2 separate regions of the Homo sapiens genome follow, and region 1 is linked to region 2. Evidence: chromatin loops called from intact Hi-C (ENCODE). Cell type or tissue: PC-3. All regions are shown on one strand. Each heading gives the region's core, and the rest is flanking DNA. Links, peaks and the distances in the headings are about the cores only.

The links. Hi-C counts contacts between places; a loop is a spot of excess contacts. Peaks named below come from ENCODE experiments on the same cell type or tissue, not always from the same donor. Only the 100,000 strongest peaks of a DNase experiment are listed, where the experiment ranks them.
Region 1: a loop joins it to region 2, with 15 times the contacts of the local background. A loop is called at or near these places in 2 of 110 quality-filtered maps.

What each region holds. Positions count from the first base shown.
Region 1 is chr15:70,631,229-70,634,134 of GRCh38, reverse strand. No RefSeq gene overlaps it. Among named protein-coding and RNA genes, the nearest start is that of SALRNA2, 2.6 kb to the left of the region's middle. RefSeq lists an enhancer at 443-981. In PC-3, for the core only: no CTCF peak of the experiment used is centred there; DNase peaks (open chromatin) are centred at 1,094 and 1,444; H3K4me3 peaks cover 513 bases; H3K27ac peaks cover 2,238 bases.
Region 2 is chr15:70,092,118-70,095,022 of GRCh38, reverse strand. TLE3 (TLE family member 3, transcriptional corepressor) reads left to right here. Exons shown (of 20, transcript NM_001105192.3): 4 at 447-491. Among named protein-coding and RNA genes, the nearest start is that of TLE3, 4.3 kb to the left of the region's middle. In PC-3, for the core only: no CTCF peak of the experiment used is centred there; a DNase peak (open chromatin) is centred at 1,182; H3K4me3 peaks cover 2,500 bases; H3K27ac peaks cover 2,368 bases.

The DNA of each region.
Region 1 (2,906 bases), core at 126-2,625, 540 kb before region 2:
CAGCCACTTGTATCTGTTTCTTGGAAGAAAGTATGAGCTCGTGAGCGGAGAGAATGTGTCTTAGTCATCTGTGCTTTCTCAGGACACATAGTGGATGCTCAACGTCTCATTAATTCACTCAACAGCCATCTCTTGAGGGGGGTTTCTCAGAGTAGGGCTTCTCAATCTTGGCACTACTGACATCTTGGGTCAGATAATTTTTTGTCATGGGACCTGCCCTGTGCCTTGCAGGAAGTTCAGCCACATCCCTGGGCTCTACTCTCTAGATAGCAGTAGCACCCCCACCATAGCCTTGTTGCAATTACCAAAATTGGTCTCTAGACATTGCCAAAGTTTCCCTTGTTGGGGAGGCAAAATCACCCTTGTTGAGACCCGCTGGTTTGGAGGCATCTCTGTGATAAGCCCTGTGTTTAGTATCTTCATTCAGTTTCTTGGAAAACACACTGGGGCTGAGGCCAGAGCCTGCAGCCCACTTCTGGTTATCACTTGCCCCGCTGACCAAGAGAGCTTGTCAGCGTCTGAGCCCAAGCCCAGCCTCCTTGGCTCACCCGCATGTCTGTCTACCAGTCTAGGAAACTTGCGAAGCCAGAGAGCCTGCTGGGATTTTAGCTGACTGCTGATTTCCTCTTAACTCTGTTTGTCTTCACCTTTTATGTTTTAAATCGTTTGCTTTGATGGGAAAGACAGGAGTAAGACGGGAGTTGAATAGTTCAGTTTTTTCTCCATCACCCGTGAACAGCACACTCCGCTCCAAGCGCCAGTGTGTCCCTTTCTCCCTCTCTGTTTTGTTTGGGGCATACTTTAACAAAGCTCTTTCTATTGTCCTTGGGATATCTGCAAGCTGCAGCGCATTCTGGGGCTTGGTCTCCCCAGCATCTTGCAGGCTGGGGCAGGGGGCCTTTGTTCTCTGTCTGGCTCATGACTACTCCCTCTGCCCTTTGTCCTTTAAACACCTGTCCTGGGAAGTCACTGTATTTCTGTGGTTACCTCTGACGAATGAATTATTTGTCTATTCTCAGACTTTTAACAAGTCCCCTCTCCTTCTTGAGTCATCTTCCTTTTTCTAGAGTTTCCAGTTCTGCCTTTCTTGAAATCTACTTCCTAAAGTTTATATACAACAATTGTTTGAATATTAAATATTTACACACTAGTGGTGTATGCAAGCATAGATGGTTTGACTATAAAGCCTATCCAATTATTCACTGTACTACTATGTCTCCAGGTTCCTAGAATTTACTTTTGTAGCTATTGCATTGTCTTAGTTTGAGTCCCACCAGACATAAAACCTGAGAGAAGGATGTAAGTGCAAATAGTTTTTTAAGAAAGGAAATGGTTGAAGGAGTGGAGACGAGAGACAAGAAGGAAATGAAGTGCATACAGCATGTGTTATCATGCGAGTTACTGCTGTGTGTGTGTCATGCAAGTTACTGCTGTGTGTGTCATGCAAGTTACTGCCGTGTGTGTTATCATGTGAGTTACTGCTGTGTGTGTCATGCAAGTTACTGCTGGGTGTGTATCATGTGAGTTACTGCTGTGTGTGTGTCATGCAAGTTATTGCTGTGTGTGTGTATCATGCGAGTTACTGCTGCGTGTGTTATCATGTGAGTTACTGCTGTGTGTGTATCATGCAAGTTACTGCTGTGTGTGTATGTCATGCAAGTTACTGCTGTGTGTGTATGTCATGCAAGTTACTGCTGTGTGTGTATCATGCAAATTACTGCTGTGTGTGTTATCATGCAAGTTACTGCTGCGTGTGTGCAAGTTACTGCTGTGTGTGTATCACGCAAGTTACCGCTGTGTGTGTGCAAGTTACTGCTTGCTGTGTGTGTGTTATCATGCAAGTTACTGCTGTAGGCAATGAAAGCTTAACCTGCTGGGGACCCCTGGGAGATCCTGTAGAGCACACTGCAGAGTTGTCTGACAAAGGAAAAGGAAGCTGGGGGGCTGGGGTACTGATTCACCAAACTTCGATCCCTAGATGACTGTGGGCAGCTTCTGGAGGCATTAAATCTGACTTTTCCAGGTGGCCCTGCCCATACCTAATGTGCAAGGTCTCAGGTGTCCAAAATAGAAGGGGCGAGCGGCAGCTCTGGACACATACCTAGTCCACAAACACATTCTGAGTGTATGGTTATGTTTTCTCAATTTCCTTTCTTTGCCATTTCAACAGCCAGTTCTTTGTTGACCACAATTAAGTCTGTGGAAGCAGTTGTTCTTGTTCCCCTACTTTCTGAGAGATTAAGTTGTCAACAAAGATAGGACTCTGCATTTGGCAGGATGGGACTCCCTGCCCCAGGTCCGGAGACTCTCATTGTTGTGTGCCTGCTTCTGTGCACACCTGGCAATGTTTGTGAGCAGTTTCACCAGCTCTTTACTTTGTCCTGGGACAAGGTGGGGAGGGGAGTTTATGCTAAACTTGGTAATTTTGCTGCTCCCTGCTGAGCACTTTAGAGAGACCAGAGAAACATTTGGGGCTCCTTCTTGGGAGCACAGGCAGGGAAATGCACACCTCCGGATAGGCAGCCCCGAGCCCCATCACAGCTTCACTCCTCAGGCGTTCCCCTGTGCCTCCACCCCAACAAAGGTCCCTTTCCCATGGCCAGCACTGGTGTCCCCAGTTTGGGAAAGCTCGTAGGTCCCTATGTGGACACCTGCTATTTTTCTTTGAAGAGCTAAATGTCCTCCCCCTTTTCCACCTGTCCTCTACAGGCAGGTAAATAACTGCCTCACTCACTCCAAACCAGGATGCCCTGTCCCTGGCCACAGGGACTAGTTAAGGGTGTGAACATCCAAGCAAGGCCAGTTGGAGTTCTTTTCTGAATGGACATGCAAATATTGGCAGAGAAAAATGCCCCTTTCCCCGGAGTTGCTAAGAGCTAACTAGAAATACCTACCCTGGATAAATA
Region 2 (2,905 bases), core at 1-2,500:
TAGGCAGACTGTCTTCCTTTTGCCCAGCAAGTTTTAATCTTCATTTGTGAGAGGGCACGGCTCCCTGCACTGCTTTCCACATAAGAGGCCTTCGACACAGTGCTAAATAACTCTCAGAGGACAAGAGGGTCCCAGTGTACACACGATTCCCTGTTGAACCTGAACCTTGTATAAACAGGATATAGGGCACATGTGGTGCTTGTGGGAGGGAAGGCCCAGCTCCCCTTACTACCACATAATATAACGTTCTGTTGAGATGAGAGGAACGCTCGCCCTTGTCAGCTCTTAAACCGCTCTGTAAGCTGGCTTTGGGGTTTGATTTAAACTTCTTTAGCAAATGTATCGTAAAAGTATGATTTGGCCAAAACCTTTCCAAGAAAAAACTGATTTTGAAAAATGACCAGATTTCTGTGTTGTCTGTTAATAGCCATTCTTTTTACTTTTAGTACTATGAGATGTCCTATGGCTTGAACATTGAAATGCACAAGCAGGTAAGTGCTTTTCTCTTTTAAAAATATATTTCATTTTTTAAAAACTTATATATGTGGACTTCTTATGTTCTCTCTTGTTTGAAAGTGAGCCTGCTTCTTCGATTCCTCCCCCTTCTCCTTGAAGAGTGAATGGATCCAGTCCTTGAAATGCAAGGTCTGAGGCTTTGCTGATTTTTTTTTAGACATGTTGAGCTTTTAGCATTTGAGCTTGTGAAATTAGTCCTGGTCTTGGATCTCGGTGGAGGATAAAGGACCAAAGGGAAAGTTGTACCTCCAGGATCTGCTTTACAAACTCCTGAAAGCCCAGAGGTGGCTGGCTGCTTTTATCTGTTTTAATGTAAAATTCTCAAGAGGAAATGCAGGAGGATTTTTTTTTTCTTTCTCCTTTTTTTTTTCTTTTTGCAGAAATGTGATGTTCTGCCTTGATAAGATTAAACTTCAAGAACCTTAAAAGCCAGGCTGAGCTGTCGAAATTTAAGGGAACGAAGCCACTAACTGCTTAAAAATATGAAGCCAGAATGAAATACAACTTCAGTGCCTTGCATTGACAAGGTGGCTTTCTCATCCCTGTCTTGATTTGAAGGCAGCCGAGTTCCCATTTTACAGAGAAGGAAGCTGAAGCTCCTGGGTGAAGTAACTTGCCCAGGGGCAGCCTAGCCAGGACTTTCGAGATGGCTGGGGGTTGAGCTCAGCTTTGAAATCCTGAAGTCAAACCAGTTTAGCTAGTGTGGTGTCGTTTGATGGATATGTAAACTACCTGGTATTGTCACTCTTCTAATAACAGTATACCTCAAACCGAGCAAATACAAACACCCTTTATCTCAGTGCATATCAGTAACTAGTCCCAGTGCTAGGCTGGGCTGTGGGAGAGGCCTGTTTGTGTATTTGTGTTCTGAGGAAAGGCTGCCTATAATTTGGCTTGGCCAACGTTTAGAGTTGACTTGGCACGTATAAATGGAGCAGGCAGGCCGGTTGTTCTTTTTAACAATTGGTGTTCATGAAATCTCAGAAGGCTGTTGACTCATTCTAGCCTTTGGTGACCGTGACTTGAATGGATTTTCTGCTCTAAATTAACAGTCGTTTACAAGGTTTCAATTTTGCTCTTTAAGGAGGCAGGACCCAGGGCAGGTGAGAAGGGCAGGTGACCCTGGAAAGTGGGCAGATTCCTACCCACTCGGGTGGCTTCCTATAGAGCCTTTGGGATCTGTAGTTTCCTTTCCCCTCCTGGAGGGAGCCCCCAGTGTTGGGTGAAGGGAAGCCAGAAAGGGGCCTGAGTTTATTGAGCAATGTGTGGGAAGCCAGCTTGTGGCTTCCTGAGGGATTAGTTAGTCCCTTAGGAAGGCACATGAAGGCTACCATGTTTTTACTTCTTGACACACAGAAATAATAGACAGGGCTTTATACGTAAAGATATTTCTCCTTGGAAAAATAGAATAGAGACAGGTTCTGCAACTGGAAGGGGCCAGGTCCCGGAAGAATGCTTGAAATGGAACTGGGGGCCCAGGTGTTTCAAGGACCTTGGGGTGTATGCAGGGTGCCACTTCCTCCCTTTGTCTGCCCTGTCTTAATTTTTTTTTTCTCAAATAGTATCTTGGGTGTGTTTAAAGAGGGTAATTGCACCCAGGTTTAAAATTTATAGCAGCAGTTATTGGAAGAGCTTGGTAATTAAGGTGTAATGTCTCGTTGCATGTTGAGGTCTGCATGGGTGGTGTTCCGCATGTCTGTGAATGAATGGTGCTTTGGCACTAAGAATCCACCTTGGCTCGCAGCAGATCTGTTCTGTGAGTCCTGGGGATGCTGTGAACGCAGGAAGAGTTAAATATCTTAACGCATTTGGTGGTGGGGTTTATATAAAGAGCAGCTGTGTACATCTGGGATTTCTGGCCATTCCCCAAACAAGGTTCTTAAGGGGAGAATGCCTGGGGTTTGGCTACGTTGTCTCATTTAATCCTCTCAGCTGCCAGTGGTGGATAGAGGCATTCTTTGCCCCCTGTTTATAGGTGAGGAAACTGAGGCTTCAGGGAGGCCAGGAGGGCAGAGCTGGGATTCAAATCCAGCCCTCTGGCTTCCCCACTGGGCACTTTACCTTGCTTGCCACTCACCTTTGCCCTCTAGCCTGAGTTCCCAGCCTGAACATGTGTGCTCTGAATGCAGTGGCTTTGCAAGCTTATGGCAGTCTCTGAGTTGGGTGAAATCACCCTGTGGCTGTGGAGGAACAAAGAGGCAAGGAGGTGAAGAAACCTGTGCCGTGAAATGCAACCCTGATCTAATGGAGCTGGCCACTCCCTAGGTTTGCAAGGGTTCTGTAGAAGAAAGCCCTGCCACTAATTGTAGTGTGGGTCTTGGGTGCATTTGGCGAATGGTGGTTAGGCCTGAGCAAACAAGTTTATCAGCTGACCTGTTTAGCGGTTGAC